Linked DNA regions of Homo sapiens: all the other regions are linked to region 1. Evidence: read pairs that join two places in POLR2A ChIA-PET (ENCODE). Cell type or tissue: PC-9. All regions are shown on one strand. Links, peaks and the distances in the headings refer to the core of each region. The heading gives the core; the rest is flanking DNA.

Region 1 (6,324 bases), core at 1-5,000:
AATGCTGGCGGCAAGTTTCAAAGTCTTTTCTATCCAAACTCCACAGCTTGCAGGTCTTAACTGCTGCATATGTAGACTTTCTGCTCGAGATAAAGACAACTGGACTTGGAATTAAAACACATGGTTGAATCACTGTTCTTTACCACTGAGTAAACTGATCATGGGAAAGTCCCCTGGTTTTATCCATTTCTTGATAAAAAACTGAAGTCTGGGGAGAGTATGAATTTTTTTGTTTTGTTTTAGAGACAGGGTCTCACTCTATTGCATAGGCTGGAGTGCAGTTGTGTGACCATAGCTCCCTGCAGTCTCTAACTCCTGGGCTCAAGTGATCTGAGTTGCTGGGGCTACAGGCATGTGCCACCATGCCTGGCTAATTTATTTGTTTTAGAGATGAGGTCTCAGTATGTTGCCCAGGCTGGTCTCAAACTTCTGGCCTTAAGCAATCCTCTCACTTCAGCCTCCCAAGTTGTTGGGATTACAGGGGCAATCCACCATGTCTGGGAAAAGTATGAATCTTAACTCCACTGAGAGCACTCTCACCGGGTTGTGTGTCATATCCAATAATGGGTGTGAAAGTGCTCGGCAAACTGTAAAACAAGGTACACCCATATTAAGGGTGTGTTGACAAAGTTGAAGCTGATGATGATGATGGCCAGGAAACAATCAGTCAGGGACTATAGGGTTCTCATCAAATTTGGGGGTTGCTTTATTTTTTTCTCCTTTCTTACTTTTAGCCCCAGGGACCATATTCATTCAATAGATATTGAATACCTACTATGTGCCAGGCACCATCCTAGGCACTGGGGATTCAACAACAGACAACAGAACAGAGCAAAGTCCCTGCCCTCTGGGAGCCCACATTGTAGAGACAAGACACACATGCATCTATAATGTGTCAGGCAGGGACGAGTGCTTTGGAAAATAATAAAGCAGAAGCCGGGTGTGGTGGCTCATGCCTGTAATTGCAGGCTCCCACCAAGGTGGGAGGATCACTTGAGGCCAGGAGTTCAAGACCAGCCTAGGCAACATAATGAGACCCTGTCTCTACTAAAAATTTTTAGAAGTTAGCCAGGCATAGTGGTGCACGTCTGTAGTCCCAGCTACTCAGGAGGCTGAGGCAGGAGGATCACTTAAGGCCAGGAGGTCAAGGTTGCAGTGAGCTAGGATTGTGCCACAACACTCTAGCATGGGCAATTTCAGGGGTCCCTGAAGTCCCCTCCTTTTCCAGAATACCTAATGATTATTCCACCCCCTAATTAAAGAAACACCAAATAAAATTAGAAACCCAAACTCTGTTTGCGTGACTCGTTCTCACGAGCATGCACCCACTTCTCTCTTAAGTGCAGACTTTTGCTTTCCAATAAAAGCTTCTTGCATTTCACTTCATTCTGACTCACCTGTGAATTCTTTCTTGTGATGATGTCAAGAATCTGGGGACCGGCTGTGGCTGGGGTCTCGTTGGCATCCAGAAACCCTCCTGAGCCCTCTTGTGACACCAGGATTTGCCGACAGAGCAAATGTGAGGAGAGGCATCAGAATTTCTCTAAGACTTCTGAGCTGAGCAACCATCTAGAAGGTTGGAGCTGCTTTATTTGGTGGGGAATGTTAGGGAAACCAGCCCCACACCACCCAGTGGGTACCCTGAGTCTGGTGGAGACATAGGAGTTAGAAAGAGACAGAATAAGCATTTAAAAGGCGGGTTCAGGGGACCAGAATATCGGAGGCTTGCTCACGGCCCAGAGCTCTTGAGCTCTGCCAAATTTACTGGTTTACAAGCTCTTTGTTCTTAGGGCAGATGGGAGGGGGAGGAAGGGATGAGGAAAAGGATTAATCAGTGAAGGAGAACTCGTGAGTCATTCCATAAGATGTGTAGCAGTGGCGGTTTCTGTGAATTTCCTTGAGCAAAGGCGTGTGTCTAAACTACTTAAGATCTTTAGCTTATCAGGACTGAAATGGGTGGGAGCGGGTTTAAGGAGGAGCCAAGATGTTTGATTATACTCCACTGCTTCAAGGGAGTGTTGTCTCCCTGAGCAACCTGTGGAATGCTGCTGAGTGGTTATGCTCTTGGGGCATAAAGACATGAAAGCAATAAGGAGACTTTTCTCCCCAGAGGCTGCCCATGGCTTCCCATGGGTGTCTCACACAGGGGAGACCAACTCAACTGGCACCCCAGAAACACTTTCCCACATGTTCCCCTTTTTTGCCTCTATTGATTTTTTTTTATTAATAACTGCCATTGCTATTATGGCTCATTCATGGTGTCTGGTTTCTCTCCCAAGGCACCATCTGCATCTGTAGACTAAAAACAAGCAACATAAACAGACACAAACCAAAATAAAATTTGCAATTGTTGATCCACCTATGGTTTCAATCCACTTTAAAGGATTGGTATTAGAAAGGCCATCAGAGGCTCCAGCAAGAATATCAGCTCCAGGCAATAGGGTGAGATGAGCCTGAGATGCCTCAAAAACTTGTTTTTTCAGTTTAGCAATATCTAATGTTAAATTATCTTTTTTTCCTTGTAGGTGACGTCTAATCGTCTCTCACTGGTGTTCAATGGCATTATAAGAGCTAGGAGTAAAACAAAAATCGGAAGTATTCCAGTCACATTGTTTTTGAATTCTATGCTCCAAGCTCATAATCCAATCTCCCATCCAAATTACTGTTTGACAGAGATCATTAATTTGATTTGCCAATTTTTGACCTATTTGGCTTTGGGAATTCCAAAGCTTAGAAGAATTTTTCTGCCAACTATCCACAAAGCCCGCTGTTTGAATAGAAGAGTGCAAAGCAACACCAGCAGCAGCAGCAGTAGCTGTGACAGCTATAAGGCCCATGATCACAGCTATTAAAGTAAATATGAATCTCTTTGATCTATTAAGTATTCCTTTTAGTACTTCCGTGATAATATGTATGGAGGGAGAGGCCTCCCAAGGTCTATTGAGGGAAACAGTTATTCAAACTCCTTGGGCCCTAACCGGTAAAATGCTATTATCTTTATTAAAGGTAGAATTAATGCAGGTAAAAAGATGACAGTTGAGGCATGATATGGTTTGAGAGTCAGTTAGGATATTAATTTTTCCCACTGCCAACATAAAAGGAGGTTTAACAAAACTCTGCAATGGGAATGTCTGATTAGAGGTCATGGCTACGACAAATCAAAGTTTTTTTTACTAAGGGTCTTTGTTTTATATTCTCCTTTCCAAATCCGAATTGGGGTTTGAGCCATCATTAATTTCCACAATTCTAGATGTTCTGGACTTATAATTGGATCAATCATTTTTGGGCTTGAAAGAGCCATACCGTTCTCCTCCCACTTAATAGGTTAATTTGTTTTAATTCTTCTATATAATTTTGGTGCATTATCTGGGTAGTTGTTTGCAAAAGGAGTCTCTCTACCATCTTCGCACTGTCCAGTACAATTTACTGCAAAGCGTCCCATAGGGGCCCAATCAATGACGATTCCATAGGAATTACTTTGCAGTACAGCAGTGCTGTTTGCAATACAATCTTCCCAGGTTAGCACCTCTAGCTTTCCAGACCATTTAGTGGCCTTCCTAGGGCAGGGCTTCTTATTAGGTTTATATTTATTAATCTGGCGATGTGTCATAACATAGCCGTGCTCAAGGTATTTAATAGTGTCCAAAGATTGAAATGTTCTTCCACTGATTGCATGAATAGGGGCTTTTGATCCATTATTTGCAGGGACACAAGTCATCCAACTTTGTTTATCATAATTTAAACATCCTGCTGCCGGCCCCAGGCAGATGGAAGGAAAGTGATAACCAATGGAAACATTCATTAACATTCCTTCCTCCTCTGGATGAGTAGGGCCTCGGTTATCTATTGGTCCAGGCATCCAGATACTATCATTAACATGGGGTCTAACCATGTAACAGGCCTAATCAGTGGTGGGAATGGAATGTAGGCCCAGTAAGTGTAATTTTGATCTGCCTCAGCTATGGGGAGACTCACTGCAGGGAGATTACCACCATCATAGCTACCATTAGATTACTGGTGGTCAGCAGCTTGTTCAGAGACCTCAGGTTCTCTTCTGCAATGTGAGCTAGGCTCTTCACCTGCCCCCAGGTCAGTGGAGTTGCTTGGCGAGTTTTACTGGTTTCCATCTGCTCAACAGAGATGTTCATCTGAGCCATCTGATGAACTGGGGGTGCAGGGATGTTCCGAGGTCTTTTCCTCTTCCTTGGATTCTGGCTCATGGCACAGCTTAAGATGTCTTGTGGGCACCCAGACAGGAAGCTGATTCTCTTCTGGTGAGATACAAGAAAACCCTTGACCCCATGTAATGATTTTGCCCTTTTCCCAGGTTTTGGTTCTGATGTCCTTCCACCACACATGTTTTCCTTCATAAGCATTTATTTTTTGCCTTGTCAAATGCTGCTCTGCTGCCATTGTAACGTGATCTCTAGACAAATTCAGAAAATGTGAAGTGATAAGAGCCAATTGTAGCTGCATATAAGGAGTAGCGTATTCTCTGGTTTCCCCCTCTGTCTTTTGTTTTTGTAATTGAGATTTTAAGGTTCGATTAGCCTGTTCAACAGTGGCTTGACCTTGAGAATTATAGGGTATTCCAGTACTGTGCTCGATGTTCCACTGTTAAAGGAACGCCTGTAAAGATTTACTACAGTAGCCTGGGCCATTGTTTGTTTTAATCTTTTGTGGGATGCCCATGGCAGCGAAACAGGGAAGTAATGTCTTAATATGAGCAGCCGCCTCGCCTGTTTGGCAAGTTGCCCATACAAAATGAGAAAAGGTATCTATAGTAACATGGACGTATGAAAGTTTCCCGAACAAAGGTACATGGGTTAGGTCCTTTTGCAACAACATATTGGGGGTTAATCCCTGTGGGTTAACACCAGTCCTTTCACGTGGCAGTTGTACTACCTGGCACTGAGGGCAATGTTGCACAATGCCCTTTGCCTGTCTCCAAGTAATTTGTTATTTTTGTTTAAGTCCTGCTGCATTAACGTGTTAGGGAGTGAAAATCTTGGACATTAGTAAGCACAGTGGAAATTAATAAATCAGCTTGATCATTAGCCCTTACAAGGGGCCCAGGAAGATTAGTGTGTGCTCAAATGTGTGTAATATAGAAAGGAAAACGGTGATCATGCACTGCCTTTTGTAAAGAAGAAAACAGCTGATAGAGTTGTTCATCCACCAGATATTTAATGAGTGCAGTTTCTATGTGTTGAGTGGCTTGAACAACATAAGCTGAATCAAAGACAATATTTACAGTTTGCTTAAAGTTTTCGAACACACCTATAACTGCCTGTAATTCAGCCTTCTGTGCCGATTGAAAGTCAGTTTGAATAATTGTGTTTTTAGGTCGTACGTAAGCTGCTTTTCCATTACTAGAGCCATCTGTAAACACAGTCACTGCTCCTTCCAATGGAGCACTACGGGTAATTTTTGGAAGGACCCATGTTAGCTTTAAAAACTGAAAAATTTTGTTTTTTGGATAATGATTGTCAAGAACTCCAATGAAGCCAGCTAAATTTATTTGCCAATTGACCGAATTAACAAAGGCTTGCCAAATCTGATTTTATTCATTGGAATTATAATCTTATCTGGATCTGAGCCACAAAGTTTAACAACTCTAAGGCAAGCTTGCTCAATCAAGATTGCCATCTGATCCAAGTATACTGTGAGTGTTCTAACAGTATTGTGAGGCAGAAAAGACCATTCAACTAAGTCCTCACTCTGAGCTATAACCCCTGTAGGAGAATGGAGAGTAGGGAACACAATGAACTGTAATGGTAAACTTGACTCTATTCTATTAACCTGGGCCTGTTGTATTTTTTCTTCAATTATTTGTAATTCTTTGTCAGCCTCAGGAGTCAGTTATCATTTACTATTGAGAGCAGGGTCTCCTCTTAAAATAGAGAACAGATTAGACATAACATGGTAGGGATTCCCAAAGTAGGTCAAATTCAACTGATATCCCCTAATAATTTTTGAAAATCATTTAGTTTTCAGAGAGTCTTTTCGAATTTGAACCTTTTGGGGTTTAATTGCCCTTTCCTGAACCTGCATTTCCAAATATTGGAAAGGAGTGGCCGTTTGAATTTTATCTGGTGCTATGAGCAATCCAGCATTGGCTAGCACCTCCTGTAAATATGAATAACACTGGATAAGTTGGTCTCGATTTTCAGCCGCACACAATATGTCATCCATATAATGAATGACATATGAATCGGGAAACTGATCTCTCACAGGTTGAACATCCTTCCCCGCAAAAGTTTGACAAATAGTAGGACTATTCAACCTACCCTGCGGCAAGACTTTCCAATGATATCTGGCTGC
Region 2 (8,196 bases), core at 1,406-6,405, 260 kb before region 1:
GCGATCTCAGCTCACTGCAACCTCCGCCTCCTGGGTTCAAGCAATTCTCTTGCCTCAGCCTCTTGAGTAGCTGGGATTGCAGGTGCCCACCACCATGCCCAGCTAATTTTTATATTTTTAGTGGAGACAGAGTTTCACCATGTTGGCCAAGCTGGTCTCGAACTCCTGACCTCAAATGATCCACCTGCCTCGGCCTCCCAAAGTGCTGGGATTACAGATGTGAGCCACCACGCCCAGTCTCCAACTTCTTTTTGGTGTGTGAAAGAAACTTTTATCTTACTTAGCCCTGTTATTTTGTTATAAGGAGAGGGACCTAATCCTAATTCTAACTGATTTCAGCTGCTTATAAAACTGGGAAAATATCACATTCAAATCCAATTTTCTGTCTTTACTTGAAAAATAAGATCGGTCACACTGTGCCCATGTTCCCATGTGGCAGTGGCGAGGCAGGGGCTCAGGAGGGGCTGTCTGCTCCATCTCCAGTTCACATAGTCCTCATGAATCACAATCTATATGTGATATCCACCTGACTTGCTGGTTTATCTTGTCTGCCTGCCCCTGTAGGCATTTGAGTTTGTGACCCCTGACTCATTTTCTCTGAGCCTCAATTTCCTCACTGACAAAATAGGGCTAATTTTAGAGTCTCCTTGTTAGGCATTTTTTTCTTTTTTTGAGACAGAGTGTCACTCTGTCACCCAGGCTGGAGTGCAGTGGCACAGTCTCGGCTCACTGCAACCCCCACCTCCCAGGCTCAAGTGATCCTCCTACCTCAGCCTCCCGAGTAGCTGGGATTACAGGCACGCACGACCACACCTGGCTAATTTTTGTATTTTTAGTAGAGACGGGGTTTCACCACGTTGGCCAGGCTGGTCTCAAACTCCTGACCTCAAGTGATCTGCCTGCCTGGGCCTCCCAAAGTGCTGGGATTACAGGCATAGACCACCACGCTCGGCCTCCTTGTTAGGCTTTTGCGAAGATGAGATGAGTTGCTAGATGCAAAGTGATATTTACAAGTCTCAGGAGTGAGGGCCACTGCTATCATTGTTACTGTTATTATCATTATCACCATCATTACCAGTATGGAAAGGAATTTGCCTTTTTTGGTGGTTGATCCAAAATCAGAAGGAGAGAAAGCAGGGGAACAGCTCAGATGCTAGCAAGAGTTTCTAGAGTGTGTTCATGCCTGCGGATGACTTTTCTTTTCCGCCCAGGGACAGAGTTTCCGATGTTCATTTATTTAATCCCTCTTGGAAAGTGTTAGCAGCTCGTTGCATCTGTAAAGGATGGAGGTGCCTTTGATCACTTCAATCAACTCACAGCTTCTCCCTTCCCAAAGGCAAGAGGCACCCTTGGCTTCCTCCTGCAAGGGCTCTGGGTACAAGCCTGAGCTTGCTGCCACCGTTAGTCTCCCACTGTGCTGGGGCTGAGGGAGGGGGCTGCCGGGCCCACGGTGGAGTTTGGGGGGATTTCAGGTTAACCCACAGTATATGGGAGGGTGGGTTTCTTTTCCTTTGTGCCGTCATTTTTCCAAGGCGGCAATCAAAGGAGAGCAACCTGTGGTATAATTCAAGGCTGGCAAAGAGACAGACAAAGATGATGGCAGAGGTGCCTCCCCTGCAGCCTGTGGATCCATACTGCACTCACGTCCTCACTCTGAAGGTGGCCTCCTATGAACACCTGCAGCTCAGGCCCGGGAGTTCTTATCTGTTTGTGACAGGACATTCCACCCACATGTAGGACAAGGCAGACATTGCTGGAGTGTTTGAGCCGCAGGGAGCAGCGCTCAACCAACCATGGATGGGACTGGTGGATAATCGCCCAGCTCCCTTCCCTTTCCATGGGACAGCTCTGGGATGCATGCTTTGCCCTGGCCCCAGCAGAGCTGAACCTCAGTTGCCACCTGCCCCCCAGCCCCCTCCGTAGGAACATGCCTGGGGACACACCCTTCCTTGGCTGCCTTCCCGTTCCCATCCCTGTCTCTCACTGTCCCCTCCCTCCTGGTGTTTCCTGAATCACTGTGCAAATAAACTACTCACACCCCAGCTCCTGTTTCAGGGTCCACTTCTTGAGGGGTGTAAGCTAATCAGTCTGTGCAGTTTGGTTCTGGAGGTCACTGAAAAGACTCACTCCTCCCTCTTTCTACCCTGAAGACGGAAAGCTCCCTTTCCCCATCCAGATGTGAACTCTGACTGCAGTGAAGTGAGACCTTGGGTGGGGGGCAGGAGAGGGACCCAAGGGTTGACAAGAGTAAGGAATGGTAGAAGAAAGGGCTTGGGGTGCTCCAGTGTGCCCCGAGAACTGAGGAGGAGGCCCATGCCATACCCACAAACTTTTCATTAGTTAAGTGAAGTATGGATGGAATGATCTTTGGATGCCATTCGAGCCTGCTAGCCAAGTTGTTCCTGTCTGTACCACCCCACCCAGCCAGTGTACAGCAGGGAGTGGAGGTAGCAGTCATACAGTATGGTGGTTAGGAGCTCAAGCTCTGGGTTTAAATAAACCTGGGCTCAGCTGCTGGCTTTCCTACTCATAAGCTGTGTGATCTTTAGCAAGTCACTTAACCTCTCTGAGCCTCAGTTGATATTCCAGCAACACTGCAATGAGCCTTCCTGCACATGTGCCCTTGGGCAACAGGCAGGAGCTTCTCTAGGACATATCCCTGGTGACCAGACGTGCTGAGTCGTAGGGTCTGGACAACTTCTGCATTTATTCATGAGGGCTGGCGCGCTTGGCAGTGATTAAAAACGTGGACTCACATCAGCAAGCGGTGTGTGCTTCTCGGGTGCTCTGATACATCCCTTACAAACACAAACGGAATTACAGTATGCAATCAACTTGCTTTTTTTTTTTTCACCACGTATACGTATTGGAGATCTTTCCATATCTAGCCACCTCAATATGCCTCATTTTAAAAACCATTTTATTGAATCATAATTATAGAAAATTGCATAGCAGGATGAACTTTTACAGTGTGAAAAACACTTGAGTAATCAGTACTGAAATCCAAAACCAGAATGTTACCTCTATTCCAGAACCCCCCTGCTGGTCCCTCCCCTCCCTCAACCACAACGGATTTATAAATATGTACTCTTGGCGTATGTGTGTCTAGCTTCTTTGGCTAAGAACTAGTTTATGAGATTTATGGATGTTGTTGCATGTAGTGACATTTTGGCAATGCCTGGAGACATTTTTGGTTGCCCCGACTTGCAGAGGGAAGTGCTACTGGCATCTTGTGGGTGGAGGCTTCAAAACGTCCTCCACCCCCCACTCAGGACAGCCCCCACTACAAAAATAATCTGGCCCCCAAGTGTCAGTAGTGCCTAGCTTGGGAAATCCTGTTATACACTGTGTGAGGGACTTAGGGGTTTGTTCTAAGAGTACTGGAGAAACCACGGCCTTTGTTCAGCTTTTAAATACTGCAAACTATTTTCCAAAGTGGCTGTGTCCTCTTTCTTTGTGAATACCTGCATTCTTTCCCATCATGTGGGTGTATCATTTTACCAGTTCCCATCCATTAATTTTATATTGTTTCCAGTCTTTTGGCCATTACACCAGTGCCAAAATGAGAATCCTTGTAACAGTCTATAGCAGGCTTGTCCAACCCACAGCCTGTGGGCTGCATGCAGCCCAGGATGGTTTTGAATGTGGCCCAACACAAATTTGTAAACTTTCTTAAAACATTATGAGATATATTTATTTATTTATTTTTAGCTCATCAGCTTTCATTAGTATTTGTGTATTTTATGTGTGGCCCAAGACAATTCTTCTTCCAGTGTGGCCCAGGGAAGCCAAAAGATTGAACACCCATGGTCTACAGTATTTGGAAAGAATATCAGCCAGGCGCAGTGGCTCAGGCCTGTATCCTAGCACTTTGGGAGGCCGAGGCAGGCAGATCACTTGAGGTCAGGAGTTTGAGACCAGCCTGGCCAACATGGTGAACCCCCATCTCTACTAAAAGCACAAAAATTTGCTGGGCATGGTGGCATTTGCCTGTAATCCCAGCTACTTGGGAGGCTGAGGCAGAAGAATCGTTTGAACCCGGGAGGCGGAGGTTGTGGTGAGCCAAGATTGTGCCATGGCACTCTAGCCTGGGCCACAGAGTGAGACTCCATCTCAAAAAAAAAAAAAAAGAAAAAGAATATCATATTTGGATATAAGTGTATGCACGTGTGTGTGCACACACACACACACACACACACACCCCATTTTCTGGAGACCCCAGACAATGGGACACGACTAAATTTGATTTACATGTAAACTTCCTTCATTCCCTGCATGTTTAATATTGAACTTGCTTGCAGAAATAGCTCTCATCATCTTGGCTTCTGCCCCGGCTTCACATCTCGTGCATGTGGACACACGATCTGGAAAGATAAACAGGAAATCCCTCCCGGCATGGGAAAATGGAGGAGGCCTCTGTTCCTCTGAGAGCTGGGACTCAAAAAAGCTAAGTGTCAGCCTGGTTGGGGCCAAGGGGACTCCCTGCCTGCAAACAGGACTGGGCAGCTCTGGGGAAGATGTTGCAATTTTTTTTTCCTCTAAATGCTTCATGTGAACTAATTCCACTTTGAAATTAATCTCTGGCATCTAGTTGCCTTCTATTTTTTTCTTTAAAACAATATTTTAACCTAAATTTATAGATCTGGACCTGCCTCTGTGCCTTTTATCTTTGTCTAAAATTCAAGTAATGGGTAATACTTTGATTTCAAATGCATTAAACTATAACCACATAATATGTATTGATCATTTTTAACCTCGCCTGTTTTTCAAGCAGCTAGATTTAACAATTTCTCTAAAGTTAACTCTAAATGTTACAGGAACAGTAAAGTCAATAGAACAGAAATTTAAAAATACATATCATATAAAGGAAGGCTAAACCCAGATTCATGCAGTTACTCTTAATAAGAATTAGATTTAGCTCTGAGCTTTCTGGCAAAGCAATAAGGAAAACGCAATGCATCACCCAATATCTTGTTTTCTTGTCAAAGGAAAACTGCACATCTTTAGCTGAGATAATTATTTTCTTGATCTTAAGTTCTGAAATCAGCAGATGTGAACATTTAAAATTTATCCTTCCGGTCTATGTTTTCATCTCTGCTCTTCTTACTTACCCTGGATGGAATATAGGTGCCATGTTGTCACCCCTGTACTGAATTGATAGCTGCCTGGTTGACCGCTTTCTATGTGCCTGGCACTAGGCTGTGTGCTTTACCCTTGGAATATCAACTGTTATTATCCCACGTTACTGCTACAGGAATCGAGGTTCAGAGAGGTTAAGTAACAGCCTCCAACTCATACTTGGCAAGTACTGGAGTTGACAGGTAGGCAGGGCAGGGATTTTTGTCCTCTGAGAAAGAAAATAACTTGTCCAACTTCACACAGCTGGAAAACGCCAAAGCTGGGATTCAAACTAGAGAATTTAGAGATCTTACATGTCTTTAGTACCTACTAAATGCCAGGACACTTTGAGGAATGATGAGGAAGTGTAGGTCAAGGTTAAGAGAGTAGCTGACAGATCTGGGCTCAGTTCTGCCTCTTAATTGACCCTGGGCAATTTCTTAATGCCTCTGAACCTCAGTTTATTCACCTGCAAAATGGGTAGATTATAGCCTAACCTCAGAGGGTGTTATGGGAATTCGGTGAGTTGATGCCTGGGGAGGATTTAGCACAGAGCCTAATGAGGAGGGTGCCCATCAATGTCAGCTCCCATCAATGTCAACATCTTGCTGGTCAATATCAGCAAGAATCCTCGATGAGGCAAAAATCACCAGCTCTGTGCTTCAGGTGGAATCTATTTCTCTTTCTTCTCCTTTCTTCTTTCTTCTCCCCAGCCCTGCACTCCCCCAGCTCTCTGATCATCCTGAAGGGCTGAAGAAAACAACCAGGGAAAAGCTGGAGTTTAATAAATAAGCTCCCTTCGAAATGACCAGAGGGCCCCAGGCATGAGCTGTCTGCAGTGGTTTTCACAGCAAGCTTCACAGCAATACCTTAGGTTTTTATTTATATTACATTTCCCTGTTTACAAAGCCCTCATCTGCCTGCCAGTTACCTCCCTGAACTTCTCCTGCAGTTCTGAGAGGGGGTAGGGATTTCCATTCCCATTGAAAGGAGGCCCAGAGAGGTTAGTGACTTCCCCCAAAGTCACCCAGCAGAGCAGAACTCACATCTTCTGCCTCTAAGTTCAGAGATTTCTTCATAGCATCCTGCTGCAGGACAGCAGTTAATGAAACCGTTTCCGGAAATAATTAAGAGTTAGAGCTGGGAAAAACATATTTTGAATTGGCCAAGAGGGAATTGAAAAACTGCACATGTCAAATCTCTGTTTTTTTCTCCTGATGTGGCTTTTTGCCCCTCATCCCCTGTTCCTTTTGTCCCATGTTTCTCTGACTGCCTTCACTCTCTCACACATAAGCAAAGCAGCAGACTGGTTCATTCATTCATTCATTCATTCATTCACTGTTATGGACTGAATTACATTCCCTAAAATTTCTATGTTGATATTTTAAACCCCAATGTCTCAGAATTGTGACTGTATTTGGAGATAGAACATTTAAGAGGTAATTAATGTAAAATGAGGTCACATGGTTGGGCCCTAATCCAATATGACTGGTGTCCTCATAAGAATAGACTAGGACTCAGACAGTACAGGAGCAAGGGACGACCATGTGAGGACACAGCGGGACGGTGGCCACCTGCAAGCCCCAGAGAGAGACCTCAGGAGAAACCAAACCTGCCGACACCTTGATCTCAGACTTCCAGCCTCCAGAGCTATGAGAAATAAGTGTCTTCTGGGTAAGGCACCCAGGCTGTGATATTTACTTACGGCTGCCAGGACACTTCTTATTCCTTCGGATATACTTTTATACACATCTCACTTCCTGAAGATCTTGGCTGAACTGTCACCCAGCGAGGCTTCCCTGACACCTTCTTTAAAATTGCAATCACACTGCCCACCTTGTTTCATACTCCCAAATTTCCTCATCTGCTTCATTTTTCTCGTAGTACTGATCACTATCTGAATACCCATATATTTGCTTATATATATACATATATATACCCACACACATATATATATACACATATATATATATATATATTTTTTTTTTTTTGGAGACAGAGTTTTGCTCTGTCACCCAGGCTGGAGTGCAGTGGTGCGATCTTGGCTCACCGCAAGCTCTGCCTCCTGGGTTCAAGTGATTCTCCTGCCCCAGCATCCTGAATAGCTGGGACTACAGGCGCCTGCCACCACGCCCAGCTGATTTTTGTATTTTTTAGTAGAGACAGGGTTTTGCCAAGTTGGAGAGCCTGGTCTCAACTCCTGACCTCAGGTGATCCGCCTGCCTCAGCCTCCCAAAGTGCTGGGATTACAGGCGTGAGCCACCACACCCAGCCACTTTTTTGTGTTTTCATTTCCCCTGCCCCAACACTGGTAGATAATTATAATGAGGGCAGGGAGTGTCTGTCTGTTTTGTTCACTGTAATTAACGTACAGTGTTTGCATCTGTAGTGTCTAGAACAAGGTCTTGCTCACAGTAGGTAATTAATTAAGTGTACCTTGAATGAATGAAGTCGTGCACCCACTCATTCAAGCAACAAACAGTAATGGTGCTGTGGCTTAGTGCCAGGCACTACGCCGGGGGCTGGGATATACCTGGAGACTCATACTGGACTGGGAGATGCTAGATACCAGCGCCCACATCATACTCATGCTTGCAACTTCTGTGTCTATTCCAGGCTTGGCCTAGGGATTGCTGTAGTTTTTCCTTGGCCTAGGGACTGCTGTATTTTTTTTTTCTGACAACCCTACACACGGATTTGCTTCACTTATGCAACCTTCAGAGTAGATACCTGGAAAACATTCGCACTGATTTTTAAACAACTTTTAATTTTTTTTGAGACAGAGTCTCGCTGTGTTGCCCAGGCAGGAGTGCAGTGGCGTCGTCTTGGCTCACTGCAGCCTCCACCTCCCAGGTTCAAGCAATTCTCCTGCCTCAGCCTCCTGAGTAGCTGGGACCACAGACATGTGCCACCATGCCTGGGTAATTTTTGTATTTTTAGTAGAGATGGCGTTTCACCATGTTGGCCAAACTGGTCTTGAACTCCTGACCTCAGGTGATCCACCCACCTTGGCCTCCCGAAGTGCTGGGATTACAGGTGTGAGCCACCGCGCCCAGCCAACTTTTAATTTTTAAATAA
Region 3 (8,196 bases), core at 1,923-6,922, 370 kb before region 1:
GATTTGCAGTTACCTCATCAGAAAGAACAATGTTCACCATCGCCTGTTAGAATGTCAGGAAATATGCTTTATCACTTTCGGCCATTGGCCTTTTTCTAGTCCTTTCTTTTTATTTATTATTATTATTTTTTTGAGATGGAGTCTCGCTCCGTCGCCCAGGCTGGAGTGCAGTGGTGCAATCTTGGCTCACTGCAATCTCTGCTTCCTAGGTTCAAGTGATTCTCCTGCCTCAGCCTCTCGAGTAGCTGGAATTACACGTGTGTGCCACCACGCCCAGCTAATTTTTGTATTTTTAGTAGAGACGGAGTTTCACCATGTTGGCCAGGCTGGTCTGGAACTCCTGAACTCAGGTGGTCCACTCTCCTTGGCCTCCCAAAGTACTGGGGTTATAGGCGTGAGCCACCATACCGGCCTCTAGTCCTTCAATCTTTGTATTGATCTGCAACACAATACCGAGGTCCCCCACAGAAAGAAGCTTCAGTGAAAATGAACCCAGATAGAATGTTTACAATTTCTCTGACACCGATAAACCCCAACATTTTGGAGTCCCAGACTGGATGGATGAAAGACATAGCTCTTCTTTCCAGAAATTACACACAGGGACATGTGCGATGCACAACCTCACACTTTCAGATGATATGCACATATACCTGCATATCATGTACATGGGCGTATGAAGATTCTCTGAAATCCCTTATAAGTCAATCCAAGGTTAACATCCCCCACCACCACCCCAACTCTAAAATGGACTTAATCTCTTTGCTTTTATGGTAGTTGTAAAAGGTTTTTATTATCGCCTTCTAAAGAAATGATTTTGGCCAGGCGCAGTGGCTCACACCTGTAACCCCAACACTTTGAGAGGCCGAGGCAGGAGGATTGCTTGAGGCCAGGAGTTTGAAACCAGCCTGGGCAACATATCTCTACACAGAATAAACAGAATTAGCTGGGCGTGGTGGCGTGCACCTGTAGTCCCAGTTACTCTGGAGGCTGAGGTAGGGGAATCACATGAGCCCAGAAGGTTGAGGCTGCAGTGAGCCAAGACTGAACCACTGCACTTCAGCCTGGGCAACAGAGCAAGACCCCATCTTAAAAAACAGATTTTGTGGTTTTTCATTTTTTTATTTCACTTTTTTCATCAAATAAGATTGCAGCTATGAAAAGTGGCTATCTTTGCCCTTTAGACCAGGGTTTTTCAAACTTGGCACTATTGATATTCTTTTTTTTTATTTATTTTTTATTTTTTTAGAGATAGGATCATGCTCTGTTGCCCAGTTAGAGTGTAGTGGTGCAATTGTAGCTCACTGTAATCTCAAACTCCTGGGCTTAAACGATTTTCCCAAGTAGCTAGGACTACAGGCGTGCACTACACTTGGCTAAAAGCAATGAGATTTTGGCTCAGTGTGGTGGCTCACACCTGTAATCCCAGCACTTTGGGAGGCCGAGGTGGGTGGGTCACAAGGTCAGAAGATCGAGACCATCCTGGCTAACACGGTAAAACCCCATCTCTACTAAAAATACAAAAAATTAGCAGGGCGTGGTGGCGGGCGCCTGTAGTCCCAGCTACTCGGGAGGCTGAGGCAGGAGAATGATGTGAACCCGGGAGGCGGAGCTTGCAGTGAGCCGAGATTGCACCACTGCACTCCAGCCTGGGCAACAGAGTGAGACGCTGTCTCAGAAAAAAAGCAATGAGATTATAAGTACTGGGGGAACAGGCATGAGCCACCGTGCCCAGTGGATTAGATAACTCTGTGTTGTGTAGAGCTATCTGGTGCACAGTAGCATGCTGAGCTGTATCCCTGGTCTCTACCCACTAGATGCCAGCAGCACTGCCCTCTTCCAACTCTGACAACCAAAAATGTTTCCAGAGATTGCCAAATGTTTCCTAGTGGACAAAATTACCCCCAGATGAGAACCACTGCTCTAGGTGTTTAAGAAATACAAATAAGTATTTTTATTTTTTCAGAAATACTTTCTGAAAATTACTGGTATCAAAATACCATACCGGCCGGGTGCGGTGGCTCATGCCTGTAACCCCAGCACTTCAGAGAGGCCAAGGCGGGCAGATCACCTGAGGTCAGGAGTTCAAGACCAGCTTGGCCAACATGGTGAAACCCCATCTCTACTAAAAATGCAAAAATTATCCAGGCATGGTGGCGGGTGCCTGTAATCCCAGCTACTTAGGAGGCTGAGGCAGGAGAATTGCTTGAACCTGGGAGGCCGAAGCTGCAGTGAGCTGAGATCACGCAACTGCATTCCAGCCTGGGCAATGAGAGGGAGAGTTTGTCTCAAAACAAAACAAAACAAAACAAAAAACAAAAAAACAAATAAACAAATGCCATACCATTGAGCTTCTACTTTTCTGAATAAATTGGTAGAAAGCCTTGAATTTGTCCACTGCATTTGATTTTGAAAAAGCCCCCCACCCTTTTTTTTTTTTCTTTTTGAGACAAGATCTGGCTCTGTTGCTCAGAGAGTGCAGTGGCACAATCTTGGCTCATTGCAACCTCTGCCTCCTAGGCTTAAGCCATCCTTTCACCTCAAGCCTCCGAAGTAGCTGGGACTACAGGTGCATACCCCCATGCCCAGCTAATTTGTGTGTGTGTGTATGTGCGTGTGTTTGTTTTGTAGAGACAGAGTTTTGCCATGTTGCCTAGGCTGGTCTCGAGCTCCTGAGCTCAAGCAATCCACCTGTCTCGGCTTCCCAAAGTGCTGGGATTACAGGTGTGAGCCACTATGCCGCACCTGATTTTGAAAAAACCCTTTTACATCTCTGATCTCACGTTTTCCTAAAAACAACCCAGGGGAATTGTTGGGTGGGTGTTCAAATGTCTACTATGCAAAAAAAGTTAAAAAAAAATAGATGGCTTGGCACAGTGGCTCACGCCTGTAATCCCAGCACTTTGGGAGGCCGAGGCGGGTGGATCATGAGGTCAGGAGATCGAGAGCATCCTGGCTAACACAGTGAAACCCTGTCTCTACTAAAAATAGAAAAAAATTAGCCAGGCGTGGTGGCAGGCACCTGTAGTCCCAGCTACTTGGGAGGCTGAGGCAGGAGAATGGCGTGAACCTGGGAGGTGGAGCTTGCAGCGAGCCGAGATCATGCCACTGCACTCCAGCCTGGGCGACAGAGTGAGACTCCGTCTCAAAAAAAAAAAAAAGAAAGCAAAGTTAGGATCAAATCCCAGAGCTGCTGTTAACCCCATTTCTTTAGATTACATCCCACAAGAAAAGTTTCTGTTTGTGAAAAAAAAAAGTTTCTTCGCACACTGTAACCTTCTTCCTGATAGGAAAAATTTTATAGGAGAGTTAGCTGCGCTTAATTATAGATGTTCAATAAAGTAAGCATGATAACAGCCTGTCTGAAAGAGAACTTTCTGCAATGATCTGGAGAATGTGGACCTGTGCTGTATAACAATGGAACCACTAACTCTTTTTTGTTTGTTTTTTGAGACAGATTCTTGCTCTGTCACCCAGGCTGGAGTGCATTGGCATGATCTCGGCCCACTGCAACCTCTGCCCCCTGGGTTCAAGCGATTCTCCTGCCTCAGCCTCCCAAGTAGCTGGGGTTACAGGCGCCCACCACCACACCCAGCTAATTTTTGTATTTTTAGTAGAGACAGGGTTTCACCATGTTGGCCAGGCTGGTCTTGAACTCCTGACCTCAAGTGATCCACCCACCTCGGCCTCCCAAAGTGCTGGGATTACAGGCATGAGCCACCACACCTGACCTTTTTTTTTTTTTTTTTTTTTTTTTTAAAGACAGAGTCTCGCTCTGTCACCAGGCTGGAGTGCAGTGGTGCAATCTTGGCTCACTGCAACCTCTGCCTCCTGGTTTCAAGCAATTCTTGTGCCTCAGCCTCCCAAGTAGCTGGATTACAGGTGTGTATGATGACGCCCAGCTAAATTTTGTTTTTAGTAGAGACAGGGTTTCATCATGTTGGCCAGGCTGGTCTTGAACCCGTGACCTCAAGTGATCTGCCTGCCTCAGCCTCCGAAAGTGCTGGGATTACAGGTGTGAGCCACTGTGCCCGGCCCAGAACCACTAACTCTTGAGCACTTGAAATATGTCTAGTGTGGCTGGGAAACTGAATTTTCATTTAATGTTATTGTTAATAATATAAATGTAAATAGGCACAAGTGAAAGAGGGCCAGAGAGATCAAACAGGGGCTTGTTTTTCTTAAAAACAATTGAACCAAGCTCATTATCAAATCAGAAAATATTTTCCAGGCCCAGCCGACCTTTCCCCTGTAATTGTTACATTATTTTTAGGGAGAGGTTGGTGACAGCCCTGATATCAGCCCTTGGCAGTATAAACAGGTTTCTTCTGGTTGGACACGTTTTTATGGCCTTTGGGAGAGTTGAAAGGAGAATGGAGTCTTCTGCTTCTACTTTTTCTTTTCCAGTTAACACATGACTTAATTACCCAGATAATATAAGAATGCACGGTTGTCTTGTATAATTTTAAAATACAGATATGCACAATTGTATAACGTAAATATGCTCAGCTTCAATAAATTTGTTTTAAGAAGACACACACACACACACAAGAATGCACAGTTGTCATGAAAAATACAGAATTTATAGAGTAAAAAATGAAAATATCCCTCCCCAGAGGTCACTGAACATTTAACCCCATGGTTTACAGCCTACTTGACCGCTGACCTTTCTCTGTGCACTTACATGGTCTTGCTTGATATTTCATAATATGGATTTTTAGTGTTCTAGCCCAATCCCTGTATGGACATTCAGATTTCCTCTCATTTCCTTCCTTTATAAACAATGCTGTAGGGAACCTCTATGTATTATCTACCTACAATGTTTCTGCTATATCTGTTCTCTTCTTCACTCTCCTGGAGTTTTCCTGCCATCCAAGGAGGTGTTTGAGGTGTTCAATCATTCCCACCATAAGAAGTCAGTCAGCCGGGCACAGTGGCTCAAAACCTGTAATCCCAGCACTTTGGGAGGCTGAGGCTAGAGGATCATTTGAGCCCAGGAGTTGGAGACCAGCCTGGGCAACATGGCGAGACCATATCTCTACTTTTTTATTTAAAAAAAAAGAAGGAGAAGAAGTCAGAGAGTGTTCTGAGCCACCAGGCCTTACTGTTCTTCTTCTTCAAAGTTGTTTTGGCTCTTTTTCTGGGTGTGTTGCGATTCCATATGAATTTTAGGATCAGCTTGTCAGTTTTTCTATAAGGAAGCCAGCTAGGATTCTAACAAGGATGATGTTGAATCTGTAAATCAATTTGAGGAATTTGGCCATAGATCTTCTGATCCATAAACATGGGATGTTGTCCGTTTCTTTAGAGCTTCTTTAATTATTATTATTATTATTATTATTTTGAGACAGAGTCTCGCTCTGTTGCCCAGGCTGGAATGCAGTGGTGTGATCTCGGCTCACCACAACCTCTACCTCTCGGGTTCAAGTGATTCTCCTGCCTTAGCCTCCCGAGTAGATGGGACTACAGGCACATGCCACCATGCCCGGCTAATTTTTGTATTTTTAGTAGAGATAGGGTTTCACTGTGTTGGCCAGGCTGATCTTGAGCTCCTGACCTCATGATCCACCCGCCTCGGCCTCCCAAGGTTCTGGGATTACAGGCATGAGCCACTGTGCCCGGCCGAGATTTGCACTTTTTAAAAAAAAATTTTTAATTGTTTTATTTTATTTTATTTATTTATTTATTTATTTTGAGACAGAGTCTTGCTCTGTCACCCAGGCTGGAGTGCAGTGGCACAATCTCGGCTCACTGCAAGATCCGCCTCCCGGGTTCACACCATTCTCCTGCTTCAGCCTCCCGAGTAGCTGGGACTACAGGCGCCCGCCACCACACCCGGCTAATTTTTTGTATTTTTAGTAGAGACGGGGTTTCACTGTGTTAGCCAGGATGGTTTTGATCTCCTGACCTTGTGATCTATCCGCCTCGGCCTCCCAAAGTGCTGGGATTACAGGCATGAGCCACCGTGCCCGGCACGAGATTTGCACTTCCTTAGTTAAATTTAGTCCTAATGTTTTATTCTTTTCGATGCTATGGCACATGGAATTTTATTCTTAATTTCAGTTTTGGCTTGTTATATTTGCTTTTTTTCTTTCAGAGACAGGGTCTTGCTCTGTTACCCAGTCTAGAGTGCAGTAGCACAAACACGGCTTATTCCAGCCTCCTGAGCAGCTGGGACCATAGACATGCACCTCTATGCCTAGCTAATTTTTTTAAAAAAAATTTGTAGAGATAGGGATCTCTCTGTGTTGCCCAGGCTTGTCTGAAACTCCTGGGCTCAAGTAATCCTCCTGCCTCGGCCTTCCAAGGTGCTGGGATTACAGGTGTGAGCCACCACGCCTGGCCATCTGTGCATTTTTTTTTTTTTTTGAGATGGAGTCTCATTCTGTTGCCCAGGCTGGAGTTCAGTGTTATGATCTCAGCTCACAGCAACCTCTGCCTCCCGGGTTCAAGTGATTCTCCTGCCTCAGCCTCCCGAGTTCAAGTGATTCTCCTGCCTCAGCCTCCCGAGTAGCTGGGGTTACAGGCGCGCAACACCAGGCCCAGCTAATTTTTTTGTATTTTTAGTGAAGACGGGGGTTTTGCCATGTTGGCCAGGCTGGTCTTGAACTCAAGACCTCAGGAGATCTGCCCGCTTTGGCCTCCCAAAGGGCTGGGATTACAGGCGTGAGCCACCTTGCCCGGCCCACCTGTGCATTTTTAATGCCAGGGTTTTATCAGTGCTTTATTTACCAAACACTGAATACTCCCTGTGCCTCTGGGGCTGTTCCAGTCTCTGGGGATACAGAGAGGAAAGGGGACACTGGAACTTGTGTTCCTTGAGGCAGGGACTACTCTTCTGGTTCCCTGCAGTAAGCTGACCAGTCTGACTTCATGCTCTTGGCTTCGTTTCAGGGTTTCCTGGAGGAAACTAGCCTCTTTTACGGACATTACACCATTGATGGGGTGAAATTTCAGAACTTCACCTATGATCTGCCCCTGGCGTATTTGTTAAGCACAATCGCCTCCCTGGCCCTGAGCCTTCTTTGGATAGTGAAAAGGTAAAGTCTGCCTTTGCATTCTCTCTGAATTACCCCTGATGGCTGGAGGCTATTGGAGATATGGGAGCTCTGGAAGCCATTGCCTAAAGGATGAGTGGAGTCCAATGATGGGTTTTGTGGGGAAGGGTTTGTGAGTCCATTGGCAGCTGAAGAGACCTGGGAGAAATACAAGTCAGGATTTGGGATGGAGTAGCAGACTGAGGTTCTTCTTTTTTTTTTTTTTTTTCCAGACAGAGTCTTTCTCTGTCACACAGACTGGAGTGCGGTGGCGGGATCTCGGCTCACTGCAACCTCTGCCCCTCAGGTTCAAGTGATTCTTGTGCCTCAGCCTCCTGGGTAGCTAGGACTACAGGAACGTGCCACCATGCCTAGCTAATTTTTGTATTTTTAGTAGAGTTTCACCATGTTGGCCAGGCTGGTCTTGAACTCCTGACCTCAGGTGATCTGCCTACCCTGGCCTCCCAAAGTTCTGGGATTACAGGTGTGAGCCACCGCACCTAGCCTGGGGTTCTCCACTCAATCATTACTGAACACATCTGGCAATCCCACCCCACTGCACACATACCCCTTCCTTTGCTTAGGTGTGTATATTAACTAGGTCTCTACTGGGTTGTAAGTAGCAGAAACCTAGCTCTGAGGGTTATTGAGTGGCTCACAGATCCAAGGAAGGGAGGAAACTCAAATTACAGGAAGGACAAAGATGGAGCCATGGCTTAGGAACGATATCAAAAGTAAGAATCCCTCGTCTTCAATTCTTAGGTGTAGTGGTGCCTTTCTTAAATGGTGGGAAATAGGGCATCTTATAGTTTGCATCAGCCTTGACCTCCTGGGTCACAGGTGCAGAAATCCTTAGAAAAGACTTGTTGTATCTGCTTCATTCAGGTTCCCAGCCGTGACCCTTCCACCGTTGCCATGGGGAGCAGTGTGTCTGCGATGAGCCCCTGGTGGTTCAAGTGCCCAGCACTGTGCGAGCACTTCAGCTGTGGCCAGGGGCTGGGGTCCTATGACAACATGACTTTTCCTGTGGGAGACAAGTGGTTTAGGGAGAGAGAGCAATTCCCAAGAAAAGAGAAGAGTATTAATTCCCTTAACAAACAACAGGTACAAAAGGCACAAAGACCCAAACACAATAGAAATTTTATTTCTTCTTTATTAGCTG
Region 4 (8,196 bases), core at 1,766-6,765, 350 kb after region 1:
CCATGTATACAACAAGCCAAAGGTAACAGAATGCAGATAATAGTATCTAAATTCGTTGGCCAATAAGTGAAGAATCACATGGAAGATGGGAAAGAGATGAAAGTTTTGACCCTTTGCTCTCCTATATTTAATATTCCAATATTTTGGGTATATTAAAAAATTTCAAAAGAAGCACGAGTTACCTTTGTAATCAGGAAAAATAAAAGTTAATGATAAGTAACATTTTCAAGTCCTCATATTTGACCCTGCTGCATCGTCTAGGTTATTTTCTTTCTCTCTTTCCTTTTCACTGACACACTCAGTGAATCACCTCACCTACATCTTTTTACCATTCATTCTTTCTTTAATGTGGCACTCTGGCATTTAAATGCTCACTATGTCTGGTACAACTCAAGTTTACTAATGACCCAGTACTGCCAAATTCTGTGACCTATTCCAGGGACAAAAAGGAGGCCAGTATGTTTGGGGCAGAGTGAGCAAAAGAGAGAGGAGGTGAGTTTGACAGGGTCAGCCCCGCAGCGGCCGTAACATCACATGGGCCAGTAAACAAAGTGGGTTTTATTTTAAAAGCAGTTGGAAGTAATTAGAGCCGTGACTCAACCCTACTGGGCCCAGTGCTCCCTTGTCATAGCATTGTATAGTGTGCTTCTTGCTATCCTGAAATGAAATGCTTAGATGATATAATATAACCTATTTATCAGTTACCTGATTGCTGTGTTGTACAGTAAACTACCTGAAAACTTCATGGCTTAAAATAACGATTTATTATTTTTCATGACTCTGGGCCGACTGGGCAGTTCTGGTGCTCTCTCCTGGGGTCACTCATGTGACTGCGTTCAGCTGGTAACTGGGCTGGGTTGGAAGGTCCAATTCTATCTCACTCATGTGTCTGGGGCCCTGGTGCTGCCTGCTAGCTGGGGCACTTCGGTTCTCCTTCATGTGGCCTCTCATCCTCCAGTGGGCCAGCCCAGCTCCTTTACAGCGTGGTGGTCTCCAGCAGCTTTCCAAGAGGGTAAAAGCAAAAGTGCAAAGCCAAGACCTGGAACATGACTTCCACCAAGTTCTCTACTAAAAATACTAAGAATTAGCTAGGCCTGGTGGCATGTGCCTGTAATCCCAGCTGCTCGGGAGGCTGAGGCATGAGAATCACTTGAACCCAGGAGGCAGGGTTGCAGTGAGCAGAGATCCAGCTTGGGGGACAGAGTGAGACTATGTCTCAAAAAAAAAAAAAAAAAAAAGAGTCTAGCTTCATTTCTTTTTTTTTTTCTTTTAATTTTTGTGGGTACGTCGTAGATATATATATTTATTGGGTGCATGAGATGTTTTGCTTCAGGCATGCAATGCGAAATATCATGGAGAATGGGGTTTCCATCCCCTAAGTAACTGTGTTACAAACAATCCAATTACATAGACTTTTTTACTTATTTTAAAATGTACACTTAAGTTTTTATTGACTGTAGTTACCCTGTTTTGCTATCAAATAGTAGGTCTTAGTTGTTGCCATTAACCATCCCCAACCTGACATTCATTCCTACTGTGTCTCATGGTGATAAGGCTGTGGGTGCTGAAAACATTTCCCATTGTGACTCTTAGAATTGCCGTCAGATCTAGTTTGTAAGCCATGCAAGAAAATCTTATTATAACTTTATAGTCAAGTTTCTTTTTTATTTTTAACAAAAGAGCATTGATCACTTCATTTCCCAAACTTGGCTACGAGTTGCTTTTGTTTCTAAAAATCAAAGTGATCCTCAAAGGACAAGGCTTTAAAAAGAAAGTCAGCAGGCTCTGACCTGAGGGTGACCCAATGGTTCTTTAACAAAGTGAAGGGCAGTGGCTTTGTGGCAGGATTTTCCTCCTCTGGTCTGAAGCTTTGTCCGCCGGCTTTGAGGGGCATGGCTTTATGCCAGATGGCTGTGGTAGCAGTCTTGACTAACTGCCAGATAGGGGGAACATTATCATTTGGCCATAAATTGCATTTCGATTATTATGTACTTTATCAGTTAACTTTTTTGCCATATAATAAACTACCTCAAAAGTTAGTGGCTTAAAATTACAAGCATTGGTCAGGCATCGTGGCTCATGGCTGTAATCCCAGCAATTTAAGAGGCCAAGGCAGAAGGATCATTGAGCTCAGGAGTTCAAGACCAGCTTGGGCAACATAGCAAGACCCCTATCTCTGCCAGCAAAAAATCATAACCATTTATTTAGCTCACTTTTTTGCAAGTTAGCAACTTGGGCTAGATTTAGCTGGGAGTTTCTTCTGGCCTTGGCTGGGTTCATTCATGTGTCTTTGGCAGCTACTGGATAGGCTAGATGCTGGCTGGTCTAGGATGGCCTCAGCTGGGATGAGCTGTTCCATGTGGTCTCTCATCCTCTATCAGATTAACCCTAGGTTGTTCATAGGGCAGCCAGGCAGGGTTGCTTCAATTCAATTAGACACGTCAAGGCCTCTTGAGCCTGAGGCTTGGAACTGACATAGTGTCACTTTCACACGTTAGATTGGCCAAAGCAAGTCACAAGGCCAGCCCAGATCCGAAGAGTTAGGAAATAGATTCCTTTTTTTTTTTTTTAAGTAAATGTGTGGGGTTTAAATACAATTTCATTACATGCATAGATTGCACAGTGGCAAAGTCAGAGCTTTAGGGTATCACCCAAATAACACACATTGTACCCAATAAGTAGTTTGTCATCATCACCCTCCTCCCACCCCTTCACCCTTCCGAGTCTTCACTGTCTGTCATTCCACTCTATCCATCTGTGTATAGACAGGTTTTAGCACCCACTTATGAGTAAGAACATGCGATATTTGACTTTCTGTGTCTGGCTTGTTTCACTTAAGATAATGCCCCCCAGTTCCATCCATGTTGCTGCAAAATACATGAGTTTGTTCCCTTTTATAGATTCCAATTCTTGATGGGAAGAGCTGTAAAGTCACACTGCAAAGTGCAGATACAGGAAGGGTGGAGAATGGTGGCCCTTTTTGCAACTTACCGTATACACTGCGTTAGAAATAATATGGACCGGGTCACAGATGGCAGCTGTGACTGTTAGCTCCAGCCTGGTGACTTCAGGAAAGATTAAATGAGCTAATGTGTGAAGGGGCTTGTTCTGGAGTTCAACCATCTGGGCTCAAATTCTTTTTTTTTTTTTTTTTTTTGAGACAGTGTCTTACTCTGTTGCCCAGGCTGGAGTGCAGTGGTGTTATCGTGGCTCACTGCAACCTCCACCTCCCAGGTTCAAGCAATTCTGGTGCCTCAGCCTCCCGAATAGCTGGGATTACAGGTGTGTGCCACCAGTCCCAGCTAATTTTTATGTTTTCAATAGAGACAGGGTTTCACCATGTTGGCCAGGCCAGTCTGAAACTTCTGACTTTAGGTGATCCGCCCACCTCTGCCTCCCAAAGTGCTGGAATTACAGGCATGAGACACCGAACCCAGCTAAATTCTTATCCTTCCATTTACTAGTAAGTGACTTTGGGCAAGGTATTTAGCATCTCTGTGCCCCCATTTTCTGATCTGTAAAATATGAATTGTATGTAGTACATCGTAGTAATATGTTCTTGTTGTGAGGATAAATGAGTTAAGCAAAACTTAAGAGTGTCTGGCATATAGACAGCACTCAATACACATTAAATGTTGTTAATCCTATTAGCGTTTCTCTTGGAAAAGAGCCAACCTGTAAAGGAGTGCTATTCCCCATGGCCTCTTCTGGTTGACCAATTGTTACATGAGTGAATGGAGGGTGTAATTCTCTTACTGCATTCTGGACATTACAGATAGATGGCCAAGGATGGACTCTCCTTGTCATTCTGAAAATACTAGTACCTTTTAAAATGATAGGTATTAGTAAAAATCAAAACATAACTCTTAGAAATAATGATGAGCTTAGAATCTGAGAATGTAATATAAAGACACCTCCTAGAATTAAGCAACTGCTAGAATCACATCCTGTAATGGAAAAAAACAAAACAAAACAAAACAAAAAACCAGCCCTGCAAGTATTTCAGCCTTCTCTTGAGAATTTATGTCTAAAGAAGGAAGCCATTTTTTAAAGAATGAAAATGAGGTTTTTTTGAAAGAATGTATCTTAAAGTAAATCATTGACTCTCTTGGTTGTTTAGAGAACTGCATTTCTCCTGCTACATTTTAGGAACAGGAAAAGCCAGGTCATAAACTAGTCCCAGATCCAAAAGATGTTTCAACTGTTAACCCCTTAGAATCATAAAGGGTTATCCAGGAAATAGAGAAGAGAGACGAAACAGAGCTTTCTTAAAATCAGACTTCAGTGTCAGAAATCAAGTACTATGGATGTTTCCATGATACCATAGGAAAGATCATCTGTCAGTTATTCATAACGTTCCGAAGCTGAACGCCTTCCAACTACACAGGTCAGCTACCTGTTTTTGTAAATGAAATTTCACTGGAACACAGCTATGCCCGTTCCTCTACCTATTATCTGTAATAGCTTTTGCACTACAGTGGCAGAGTTGAATATTTGTGACACGAGCCTATGTTTACTATCTGACCCTTTAAGAAAAAGTTTGACTGGGCATGGTGGCTCACATATATAGCCTCAGGACTTTAGGAGGCTGAGGCAAGAGCATCGCCTGAGCCCAGGAATTTAAGACCAGCCTTGGGCAACATGGTGAAACCCCGTCTCTACAAAAATTAAATTTACACAATTTGCTGGGCACCATGGTGTGCGCCTGTAGTCCCAGGTACTCAGAAGGCTGAGGTGGGAGAATCCATTGAGCTTGGGAGGTCGAGGCTGCAGTGAGCTATGATTGCAGCACTGCACTCCAGCCTGGGCAACAGGTGAAATTCTGTTTCAAAAAGGAAAAAAAAAAAAGAAAAAGAAAAAGTGTGCCAATTCATGCTTTGAAGTCCTGGAACTATCCATATTTTTATAGTCATAGCTGTTATGTGGGAGGCAGTCTAGTATAAAGGAAGCTGAATGATTAAGTAGTTATTGTTGTGTGGGAGGCACTACAGTGTAAGGGAAGCTTAATGATTTAGAATAGAATTTGGAGCCATTTTCACCTGAGAATAGGGCCTCATTCCACCTCTTTGTAGATGCGTGACCCCAGACCTTGCTAGTATTGTGACCTTGTAATTTTAATATTTCTAAGCCTCAGTCTCTTCCTCTGTAAAATGTAAATAACAATAGTAATTGCTTCAGATAAGGGAGTTTATGATTTTTTTTTTCTTTTGAGATGGAGTGTCGCGCCGTGGCCCAGGCTGGAGTGCAGTGGCGTGATCCTGGCTTACTGCAACCTCTGCCTCCCTGGTTCAAGGGATTCTCCTGCCTCAGCCTCCCAAGTAGCTAGGACTACAGGCGTGTGCCACCGTGCCTGGCTGATTTTAATATTTTTAGTAGAGACGGGGTTTCACCATGTTGGCCAGGCTAGTCTTGAACTCCTGATCTCAAGTGATCTGTCCACCTTGGCCTCCCAAAGTGCTGGGATTACAGGAGTGAACCATTGCGCCTGGCCTAAGTTAATGAGAATTTTGTGTTTTTTTGTTTTGTTTGTTTTTGTTTTTTTTTGAGATGGAGTCTTGCTCTGTCACCCAGGCTGGAGTGCAGTGGCATGATCTCGGTTCGCTGCAACCTCCAACTCCCGGATTCAAGCAACTCTCCTATCTCAGCCTCCCCAGTAGCTGGGGCTATAGGTGTGTGCCACCATGCCCGGCTAATTTTTGTGTTTTTAGTAGAGACGGGGTTTCACCATGTTGGCCAGGCTGGTCTCGAACTCCTGACCTCAAGTGATCCATCCAACTTGGCCTCCCAAAGTGCCGGGATTACAGACGTGAGCCACCGCACCCAGCCGAGAATTTAATAAGATAATGCATTTAAAGCATTCAGTTAAGTGCCTGGCACAGCTACAATGAAAGATAACAATTGAATAACAACAAAATTAAATTGGAAAAAGTGGAAGTCTGAAAATGAGGACAGTCTGCGAGGAAGAGGTGGACTGGGACTGGCCATTTAGGGGGAGTTGAATGGTAGGGGTGGTGTCAGAAATGTGGAGGGCTGTGGCAGGTACGGTGATGAGGGTGGGGCTGCTGGAGTTAGGTGGGCTTGAATCTCTCCTTCAGCTCTGCTAGCTCTGTGCCCCTAGGAAGTCTCCTGAAATGCTGTGAGCCTCAGTTTTCTTATCTATTAAGTGGGGAAGTGATAATCATAGTACCCACCTCACCAGGGCTGTGGGGAAGAATAAATGAGATGGGGTGTGTCAGGCACAGTAATGGGAGCCATCGTTATTAAGAATTGTGCTTGGCCAAGCACAGTAGTTCACACCCGTTATCCCAGCACTTTGGCAGGCCTGCGTAGGTGGGTCACTTGAGACCAGGAATTGGAGACCAGCCTGGGCAACCCCATCTCTACAAAAAATAGAAATTAGCCAGGCAGTGCCATGTGCCTATAGTCCCAGCACTCGGGAGGCTGAGGTGAGAGGATTGCTTGAGCCCAAGAGTTTGAGGCTGCAGTGAGCTATGATCACACCACTGCACTCCAGCTTGGGTGACAGAGCGAGACCCTATCTTTAAAAAAGATAAATAAATAAAAATAAATTTTAAAATTATGTTTGAAGGAGGGAGGCAAATGTGAGCAAGTGCAAAGCCAGAGGAAAGAGAGTTGGGGTCCAGGTAGGCAATGAGAGAAAGAATAAATTCTGTTTTAGGCAGGAGTAGCGAGATGGATCAGGACAGGTGTGTCATCAAGCCTCTGCCAGTAGCTTCCTTTAACAAAGAGCTTGGCATGCCTTCTCCAAGCAGAGAGCAGGCCTTGAAGGGAGTGCTCCAGATCCCTTGGTTTCTCGGAGGCATGGCTTTGAAGCTAGGTGTGCAAATAATTTTGATCCTGAGATCAAAATCTGTGGGAGTAGAGTTTGTACAAAGACTTGCCTTCTCCTTATTGAATCTGCATTGCCATTGACCTTTCTGATCTTCCGATTATAGTTATAGCTGCCTTCCTGAGTGCCCCTGGGCTGGCCACACTCTACAAGAGTTGGAAGGGGAAAAGGTTGTAAGGCAGGAAATCAACTGTGCAATTGTTAAAATAGAACTTCAACAGTGTTTTTAGACTGAAGTCTAGTTAAAAGGCCACAGTACCATTCCTGCTCTACCGTGACCTGCATTGCATTCCACTGGAACAAATTAAGTCTGAGATGTGTAAATAGCATTATGAAGATTAAACCTTACAGTTAGGTTGATATTCTTAAGGAATTCCATGACATTCAGCCCTGCCTTTGGATTAGCTTAATTGGAACACGAGCGATCAGAATTTAATTAGAATTTAATTGAACTGCTATATTAAACAGAGCTGGCTCAGTGGCTACATTGCAAACTTCACTTGGAAATTCTTTCTGATGCATCTCTGAAAATATTTTGAACACTCAGAGTAAAGTTAATCATTTTTACTGTAAGCATTTTTTGATAAAAGGCTTATATTGTTAGCAGTAAAAAGTAGTGGAAACTCAAATGAGTTTGTTTCAGCTGGGGAGTATTAAGTATGCAGAGCTAAGATTTCCTTATTTGCTGGAGTTAACTCTTTGAGGGCAGGTCCTGAACATGGCAGAAAACCCCATTCAAACTGTCCTAAGTAGAAAGGGATTGTTTTCTTTCTTTCTTTATATATTACTTATTTATTTTTTGAGATAGGGTCTCACTCTGCTGCCCAGGCTGGAGTCAGATCATAGCTCACTGCAGCCTCAATCTACCCCAGCTCTAACGATCCTCCCACCTCAGCCTCCTGAGTAGCTGGGACTATAGGCATACATGCCACCATGCCTGGCTAGTTTTTGTATTTTTTGTAGAGATGGGGCTTTGCCATGTTGGCCAGGCTGGTCTCGAATTTCTCAGCTCAAATGATCCACTTGCCTCAGCCTCCCAAAGTGTTGCGATTACAGGTATGAGCCATCGTGCCCGGACCTTTTAAAAAATGTAGACAAGAGGCCCACAGGGAGATCTTCCAGCACAGCTTGATCTGGTGACCCAGATGATGTCTCCATGACTGTTCTCTCTCTTCTTCTCTTGACTGCTTCGTCTGGGTTGGCTCCACCCTCAAATGAGCCCTCATTTTGTGGCACCAGCCTATGTCCTATAAGGCTCAAGTGTAGCAGAGAGAGAGAGAGAGAGAGAGTCTCTCCCAGAGTTTCTCTCTAATTGAGCCAACTCGGGTCAATTGTCTGAGTAATTT

The links. Peaks named below come from ENCODE experiments on the same cell type or tissue, not always from the same donor. Only the 100,000 strongest peaks of a DNase experiment are listed, where the experiment ranks them.
Region 2: POLR2A ChIA-PET joins it to region 1 with 7 read pairs; 2 of 35 experiments call an interaction of 5 or more read pairs at or near these places.
Region 3: POLR2A ChIA-PET joins it to region 1 with 5 read pairs; 2 of 35 experiments call an interaction of 5 or more read pairs at or near these places.
Region 4: POLR2A ChIA-PET joins it to region 1 with 7 read pairs; 1 of 35 experiments calls an interaction of 5 or more read pairs at or near these places.

What each region holds. Positions count from the first base shown.
Region 1 is chr16:19,391,979-19,398,302 of GRCh38, forward strand. It overlaps LOC105371114 (a long non-coding RNA gene), which reads right to left and starts at 1,754. Exons shown (of 3, transcript NR_188657.1): 1 at 1,398-1,754. RefSeq lists an enhancer at 1,252-2,451. In PC-9, for the core only: no CTCF peak of the experiment used is centred there; DNase peaks (open chromatin) are centred at 1,403, 1,913, 4,093 and 4,783; H3K4me3 peaks cover 3,602 bases; H3K27ac peaks cover 3,943 bases.
Region 2 is chr16:19,134,343-19,142,538 of GRCh38, forward strand. LOC124903657 (a long non-coding RNA gene) reads left to right here. Exons shown (of 2, transcript XR_007065011.1): 2 at 1,212-2,042. Among named protein-coding and RNA genes, the nearest start is that of ITPRIPL2, 24 kb to the left of the region's middle. In PC-9, for the core only: no CTCF peak of the experiment used is centred there; DNase peaks (open chromatin) are centred at 1,689, 2,019, 3,039, 4,449 and 1 weaker place; H3K4me3 peaks cover 1,624 bases; H3K27ac peaks cover 4,085 bases.
Region 3 is chr16:19,023,333-19,031,528 of GRCh38, forward strand. TMC7 (transmembrane channel like 7) reads left to right here. Exons shown (of 16, transcript NM_024847.4): 6 at 6,892-7,037. Among named protein-coding and RNA genes, the nearest start is that of COQ7, 40 kb to the right of the region's middle. RefSeq lists an enhancer at 6,455-6,999. In PC-9, for the core only: no CTCF peak of the experiment used is centred there; a DNase peak (open chromatin) is centred at 4,309.
Region 4 is chr16:19,744,936-19,753,131 of GRCh38, forward strand. The region is part of intron 4 of IQCK (IQ motif containing K); the gene reads left to right. Among named protein-coding and RNA genes, the nearest start is that of IQCK-AS1, 17 kb to the right of the region's middle. In PC-9, for the core only: no CTCF peak of the experiment used is centred there; DNase peaks (open chromatin) are centred at 4,006 and 4,586; H3K4me3 peaks cover 898 bases; H3K27ac peaks cover 2,422 bases.